Regions from separate parts of the Mus musculus genome. Here all the other regions are linked to region 2. Evidence: chromatin loops called from intact Hi-C (ENCODE). Cell type or tissue: gastrocnemius. All regions are shown on one strand.

Evidence for each region. Hi-C counts contacts between places; a loop is a spot of excess contacts. Peaks named below come from ENCODE experiments on the same cell type or tissue, not always from the same donor. Only the 100,000 strongest peaks of a DNase experiment are listed, where the experiment ranks them.
Region 1: a loop joins it to region 2, with 2.4 times the contacts of the local background. A loop is called at or near these places in 3 of 42 quality-filtered maps.
Region 3: a loop joins it to region 2, with 2.1 times the contacts of the local background. A loop is called at or near these places in 2 of 42 quality-filtered maps.

What each region holds. Positions count from the first base shown.
Region 1 is chr2:143,979,545-143,982,044 of GRCm38, reverse strand. The region is part of intron 2 of Rrbp1 (ribosome binding protein 1); the gene reads left to right. Among named protein-coding and RNA genes, the nearest start is that of Rrbp1, 30 kb to the left of the region's middle. In gastrocnemius, a CTCF peak has its summit at 1,056 (motif pointing right); a DNase peak (open chromatin) is centred at 1,056.
Region 2 is chr2:143,917,738-143,920,237 of GRCm38, reverse strand. The region is part of intron 1 of Dstn (destrin); the gene reads right to left. Among named protein-coding and RNA genes, the nearest start is that of Dstn, 3.7 kb to the right of the region's middle. In gastrocnemius, a CTCF peak has its summit at 941 (motif pointing left); a DNase peak (open chromatin) is centred at 958; H3K4me3 peaks cover 558 bases; H3K27ac peaks cover 662 bases.
Region 3 is chr2:143,966,356-143,968,855 of GRCm38, reverse strand. It overlaps Rrbp1 (ribosome binding protein 1), which reads left to right. Exons shown (of 24, transcript NM_024281.2): 6 at 221-339; 7 at 1,263-1,416. Among named protein-coding and RNA genes, the nearest start is that of Gm33804, 28 kb to the right of the region's middle. In gastrocnemius, no CTCF peak of the experiment used is centred here; no DNase peak of the experiment used is centred here; H3K27ac peaks cover 1,556 bases.

The sequences.
Region 1 (2,500 bases), 62 kb before region 2:
TCTACAATGAGGCAGCTGTTAATCGGAGTGAGGCCTGTTTCTTGCTCAGAGGAAGAGGAGTTGAGACCCAGGTCTGATGAGGACTCTACCACAGAGCCCGTAACCTCTTTATTTAGTGAGACAGGGGCTCTGGTACTTTTATCATACTCTGTGGATAGCTTTTTGAAGAAAACCCTCTCCTTCCCCAGCTGGTAGGCTGGTATCATTCTGGGGCCAGGTGACCATGATGTCATGGCCAAGAGATTCCCACCACCCTCCAAAATGTAGAAAACAGAAAGAAGTAGGTTTTTTGTGAGTCTCTCATGGTCTATATGGGAGAACAGACCCACTGGGAGATAGGATTGTGGGTACTTTTTTTGTATCTTTCATTTACCCTTTTACATTTCTCTAGTTTTTCTATTTGTATTAGTATTAAAAAAAAAAACTGGAAAAGAAACAGAACTCCACTATGGAGCTCCAGTCTGTGTTCCTGGAGCCTGTCTGGCGGCGGAAACCTTGTTAGTCCTTTCGGGGAGTTAGAAGTTCTCAGGCCTCCCACAAGATGCCAGTGCCCACCCAGGCCCTGGCACCTGTTACCTGGTAAGTGCTTGTAAGCTGAGGTAAGATGAATGTCAAAGATGCTTCTGTGCCCTGAAGCTAGGGGTGACCTGTGGATGGATGCTGGTGGAGGTATCTGAGCTCCTGTGTGTGGCATTGCAGGACACCATTCTACTTACAGAGCGGGCAGATGTGTAGTAGGAAATGCAGTGTAAAAAGAGCTGTAACTTGACAGGGGCATGAGACAGAAGAGATAAAGAAGGGTTATCAGAGCTTCCAGGAAAACCTATTCAGGGTGTACAGAGCAGATCAGAGCTCTTTCTTTAAAACCATTGGCTGGGCTGCAGTTGCTCCCTTCCTCTTTCACCTTTCGCCTGTTCACCCGTCCTGGCAGCCATGCTGTGTAGCCAGGCTCTCTGTCCAGGTGCTTGGTGTTGCATTTCTTGCATTTATGCTGCTCACAGCCCAGTTCTACCTGCTTTACACAGCCAGAGCTTAGACTTGGCAGAAGTCATGTGGCCAGCAGATGGCAGTACAGGGCCGCCACGGCAGTCCTCCTCAGACCCCTTCCCATCCTCCAGACAGTTAACTCTTCACCCTTTTTTTCAGGCTGAAGCCACCAGGTGTGTACTCAAAACAAGCCTTGGTAACCTTTGTTCTTTGACGCTAACTGTGTGTCAGGGTTTGAATCTCTGAACAAAACCCTAGGTGCTTTGAGCACCTTTGTGTAAGAGTTCTTCAAAACCCAAGCCCCCATTTTCTTGCCCTCTTCCCACTTCTTCTCTGTCCCTCTGTCCCTTTCTACCTCCAAACAGAATGTAAATAGATCCCCCAGGGAAGCAAGTTCACTGTGAGCTGCTAGCTGGCATTCTTCTGGAAATCTCCATTTAGTGACTGCTGGCTGTGGCAGTGCTGGGTCTTCAGTTACTGTCCAGGCTTCTGTGGTCAAGCCCATGATAAAGCCATGGTCTTTCTCTGTGGGCTCTAACGAAAATCTTGACTGCTGCTGAAACTGTCTCGTTGGTCTTCAGCCCCTCTGCCTGAAAGCCCAAGCAGGGAGCTTGCTTTCCATAGTTGTCTTAATAACTGTTGTGATGTGTGCATTTTTTTCAGGTATAAAATTGTTTCTGTTGAAGTTTGGAGAAAAGAAAAATAAGTATAAAGAGGAAAATAGTCATTTAGTCTGTAGGGTACCATTTAATACACATATATTCCCAGTTTGGTTATAGAGTATTCTTTCCTCCATCCAAGGGGAAAGCCGTAATAAACTCTCCACAGCTTCTGTGCTTGCTGCCAGGGCACTGGAAACCCCACATGTGTCTGTGACCATTTAGGGCTCAGATGTAGCTGTTCGTCATTGGCTTGCATGCTCTGGGAAGGGCCACCTGATCTGGGAGTGAAGGCTCTACTTACCATGCTGCCCAGAGCCTGTCTTGGCTGTGGATGGAAGAGGGCAGGGTGTGTTCTAGTTCCTTTGAGAGCCTTGTACTTTCCTATAGATTTCTTGGTCACAGTTTATAAATGTCTGGTTGGGGAGAGGCTGTGGTGATGTTAGACAGTCCTTACCTTTGTTATTCCCAGGATCTTTGGTTGTAAATGTAGATGATCACATGGAACTGGGCTCCCAAGAGGCTTAGAGGCCTGGGTCCTGACTGTTCTAGAGCACAGCTCAGTTTGGCTGAGGTGGTTAAGGACAGGTCATGGAATCTGCTTAAGGTTGGGCTATGACTTCTTTCCTGTGGAGATGCTGTGCTTGGAACTCAGCACTGTCCCTGTCATTCGCTGTGAAGGTCCAGAGGAATGGTATTTGCGTTTGAGGGAAAGACCTTCAGAATGGGTTTTGGACAGTCCCTAAGACCATGAATGTCCTTGCCGTGAGTCCTCGTCAGTCCCCACCTGTGCTTCTGTCAGGACCCACTGTGAGGTGTCTTTGGTTATCATCTGGGATTCTCACACTTAGTCG
Region 2 (2,500 bases):
TACCAGCTGGGGATCAAGTGTTCAAACACATGAGCTCACGAGGGGCGATCTCTTATTCAAGCCACCAAAAGGTTATAGATACAACACCAAGTCAGACATACCAGCAGAACAGAGAATGCATATAAGAGTCTGTGTGTTTATACCAAGAGACACACAAACAGGGACAAGACAAAGAATACATAATAATGTTAAATCAACTATGGTGAAAAGTTTAAACAGATAAACCAACTGAAGAAATGTTAAAATGTCCAGTAACAGAGGGGCGAATAAACATGTACAGCTTTACAGTAAAATAATAAATATTCGTTCAATCCAGCACCCTGGGCTGCTAAAGTGGCTCAGAGTAAAGGCATATGCCCACCAAGTCTGAGGACCCGAGTTTGTTGCTCAGGACCCACATGGTAGAAGGAGAGAACCAACTCCACCCAGTTGATCTCTGACTGCTACAAGTAGATCTCTGCAAGCTTGGGTAGGAACACAGTGAAGTAATGTAAGCCGGGTGGTGGTGGTGGTGGATTTCTGAGTTTGAGGCTAGCTTAGTCTACAGAGTGAGTTCCAGGACAGCCAGGGCTATGCAGACACACACTGTCTCAAGCCCCCCTTCCTCACCCCAAAATTAAGTAAATATAATAAAAATCAACACCCTCCCCAAAAGAACACAAGATTTTTGACAAGCTGAAAGGGGCTAAGCAAGTACAGCATATATATGATATATATGATATGTATGTATATATAGAGATACACACACACATATATATAATATAAAATGTAACACATTATTGCAGCATGAATTAAGAATGCATGCATGTACAATCAAAGCATGGACCGTGAAGGGGCTGAAGAGACGGCCCAGTCAGCAGTTAAGAGTACTTACTGCTCTTTGCAGAGAGCCTGAGGTCAATTCCACACAGGAATTCACAACCATCCAGTTCAAAGGGATCTGATGCCCTCTTCTGACCTCCACAGGCACCACACACATGGCACACAGACATACAGGTAGGTAAAGCATCCACACACATAAAGAAATTACAAAAAAAAAAAAAAAAAAAAAAAAAGCGTAACAGTACCAAAGAATGAAATCTATCACCTTTAGGTGACATCAGAGAACTGGACCTGAACCCTCTGGAAAGCACTGGTGGCTGAGAAATCCACCCCCATTCTGTGTTCTGGGAAAGAGATCACAGGAAGAGGCAGGCACATACCTATAGGTCTGAGGCTAGTCTGGGTTAGCAGTGAGACCATTTCAATTACAAAAACAAGAACGAAAGAGGACAGGAAAGGCCCACTGTACTTTTTCATGTCCTCCCTCAGGACTCCCTGGGTTATCTGCCAAGGTTCCCATTCTTTTTCTTAGAGAAGTTTCTCCATATGAAACTTCTTTGAATTTGCAACATCCTGAATGAAATCGTTTCCTTTAATGAGCCAATTCTGTAAGATCTCTGATGCAAGAGTGGGACCCTCTTAAGGGAAGGAAAAGACTAACCAGGTAGATGATGTATACTTAGCTACGGTGATAACACCCAAAACTGTCATTGTTTTTTTTGTTTGTTTGTTTTTGTTTTTGATAAAAGGGATCATTATCCGATATACTTTACTACTTAACACTTCAAAATTACTAATTTTAAAGATGAAAAGTGATTTGCAGGCAGTATTGATCCCTTCAGGCAGAGGTTCTCAGCCTTCCTAATCCTTCCTTTAACACATTTCCTCAGGTTATGACATTCCACCACCATAACATTATTTTGGCTGCTACTTCAAAACTGTAATTTTGCTACTGTTACAAACTGCAAAGTAACTAACTATCTGATATGCAAACTACCACCCCTCAAAAGGGTTTTACCACCCAAAAGCAGACTCAAGAATGGCTGCTCTACAATCTCCTTTTTCATGGTAAACCGGCTACAAACAACGTGGTGGCCCATGCCTTTAATCCCAGCATTTGGGAGGCAGAGGCAGGTAGGGCTGAGTTTGAAGGCAGTGTGGTCTACAGAGCAAGTTCCAAGATGGCCAGGGCTACACAGAGAAACCCTGTTTCAAAAAAACAAAGTATGTCCAACCTATTTAGCTGAATTGTTAAAAGTATTTTTTTCCTAATTACCAAGTAGTAGAGTACACTTGTAATGCAGTCCAGGTCAGTTAGCTCAGTTTGTTGGAGCAGAGTCCCATCTATGTTAAGTGAAAGGTTAGATTATGGCATATTCCTTAACTCTAGCTCAAGGCAAAACGACATCCCAACTTTCCAGAGGGCCATAAAACTATGCTGCAAATGCATTCCTTGGTTAAAGAAAAGACGAGCCAAATCTACCTGCGATGTGCCAAGCTGTACCCAGTAGAACTGAGCAAATACGCCTAGGAATTTTATAGCGGGCTGGTAATCTTTGCACATTATGAGGAAGCTGACACACCCAGTACACACACAGAAATGTTGTTTGCCATGTGCAAACAGAAGATACACTTCCCTCCTGTGGAAAGGGGCTTTTATAGACATTTATTGTGATTA
Region 3 (2,500 bases), 49 kb before region 2:
TGTGTTATGTATGAGAGTGAAGGAGGCCCACACTTGTCCCTGAGACCCTGGCACTGGAGTGGCAGTGTGTGGGCCCCTTGCTTTATGAGCATTCCTGACTTCCCTTGGAGCAGATACAGCCTCCAGAGTGTTCACTCTGAGCTGTGACCTTGCTGATGGAGGTCCACAGTCAGTTCTCTGTGTGGCTGATGCACTGATGCTCCTGTCGGCAACTTTTCAGATCCGGACTCTTCAGGAACAGCTGGAGAATGGCCCTAACACCCAGCTGGCCCGCCTACAGCAGGAGAACTCCATCTTGAGGGATGCCTTGAACCAGGCTACCAGCCAGGTGGAAAGCAAGTAAGTAAGCCAGTGTCTCATGTAAAGACTGTGGAGGCACGTTCCCTAGGGCTTAGAGCTTGAGTAGACTTAGTGAGTCTTCTTTAGGCTACAGCAGGTAAAATCTAGTGCCTTTCTGGATATAGGGCTGGGTGGCAGTCATATGCAGGGCTGCCTGTGAGTTCCTGCTCTCCTCACATCCAGCTTCTATGTGGGTTCTGAGCAGTTGAGTCTTTAGCAGGTGTCTAAGAGCCCCCATGTCTTGATGCCTTAGAAAGAGCTGATATATGCTAGCCTGCAGCTGGCGATTGTGGGGGAGGGACAGGGGGAAATATCAGGTGCCTCTCTGTCCTTGGCTTGTGCTGGCATCTTACTTCCCGGGCTTAGTGACACTTTGATGTTCATTCTTATTGCACCCTCTATGTGGGGTACAGGGCAGAGGATTAAAGCAGATTTGTTGAGGGTGAGAGTGTAGGTGTTACAAGGACCTGCTGGGGTCTCAGTCCTCCCTGGGAGGATATGGGATTGAAGAACCCTGGCATTCTCTGTCATGTGGAGTTTACTGATGCTTGTTTTCTGGAGAAAGCTCTGGAGCTTGAGGAAATGTTACCCAGTTGTCAGCTGCTGCCTCCCCTCAATTTAGAAACTGCCTGGTGGGGGTGGGGAATACTGCAGGGAGTGAGCAGAGGTGACATGCACGGGTCTTGCCTTTGTGTTTCCGGTGGTGTCTGGGAGGGGCCTTTTGCTCTCTATGATCCACATACTGTATTGGCAACCCATTTTCAATAAAACACCAAAAGCCACATGGTTGACATGCAAAAATCACTTTACTAATGGCCCTAAGACTTGGACACTAAAATAAGAAAGGGCAGATATGCCAGAAGGAGGGAGCAGTTGCCAAGCTTGCTCACTGTTCTCAACTGGGGCTGGGGACTGTCTTGCAGGCAGAACACAGAACTGGCAAAGCTCCGACAGGAGCTCAGCAAGGTCAACAAGGAGCTAGTGGAGAAGTCAGAGGCCTCCCGGCAGGAGGAGCAACAACGGAAGGCGCTGGAAGCCAAGGCAGCCACCTTTGAGAAGCAGGTCCTACAGTTGCAGGTGAGTAGCAGTGGTAGTCACTCCAGTGCCTGTTCACTGCCCGCCAGACCTGACTGCAGAGCAGGAACAGTGCCCGGTCACAGAGTTGTCCCTTCCCAGTCACAGCAGACAGCTGGGGATGGAGTCGGTGTCTGGGGCTTGAACCTTGCTTGACCTTCGCTTGTTAAGAAGAGTAATAGCATACGAAGGATGATATGTGCTAAGTATCGCTGTAAGTGCTCAGTATCAGTATAGGTCTAATTGTCCATGTAACCCACCATGTGAGGCAGGACTATTGGCATCTGCCATTTACTCACAAGGAAGTGTGTGTGTCACAGAGAGCGAAACAACTACTCAACATTTCCCTGGCCAGCATGTGACAGAGTCAGCATCTGGGTCTCAGAGTTTGGCTCCTGTGCTGCATTTGTTCTACACTGGCTCCCAGTGTGCTGCTGCAGCCCTGCAGTGGCTAACTGCCTGCAGATCCTGCAGCCCTGCAGTGGCCAGCAGGCTAACTAACTCCCTGCAGATCCTGTGGCTTCTCAAGGGGTTGCCCAGTCTCCTTCCGAAAGAGGGAGATGTCCTCATAGCATGCCGGGTAACACTCACGGGGCTTCAGTCAGCCTGTGAGCCAATGGCTTCTGTTCCTAATAGCTTGTGCCAAGCCAGATCAGCCTAGGCTGAGGCAGTGCTGCTTCTCTGTTCCTGGGCATGATGGTGGCACCTGTTCTGCAGTATGACTTGGAGGATGAGCTGTGCAAGACTGCAGCTTACTCTGTAGAAAGGAAGGGGCTCTTTTCATTCGCTCCTTCACCGGCAGCTCCTTCACCGAGTCAGTCAGCTCCTCAGGGACCAGGGCAGTCAAGGCCTACTGGGTTGGGTCCCAGAGCATAGGCATCAGGAGGTGGCTCTAACCCTGACCCTAGAGTCACCTCCCAGGCTTGACAGAAAAGAAGTGTAAAATATACTTTGAGGTTCTTGATGGCTCCTGTCCTGGCTTCTTGTCCCAGGATGGACTGAAGTTTAAAGTTCCAGCAGTGTTTATAGATATCCCTACCCAGTTGGCATAGCATAGAACCAGCCTTGGGAATCCTTTGATGTAATC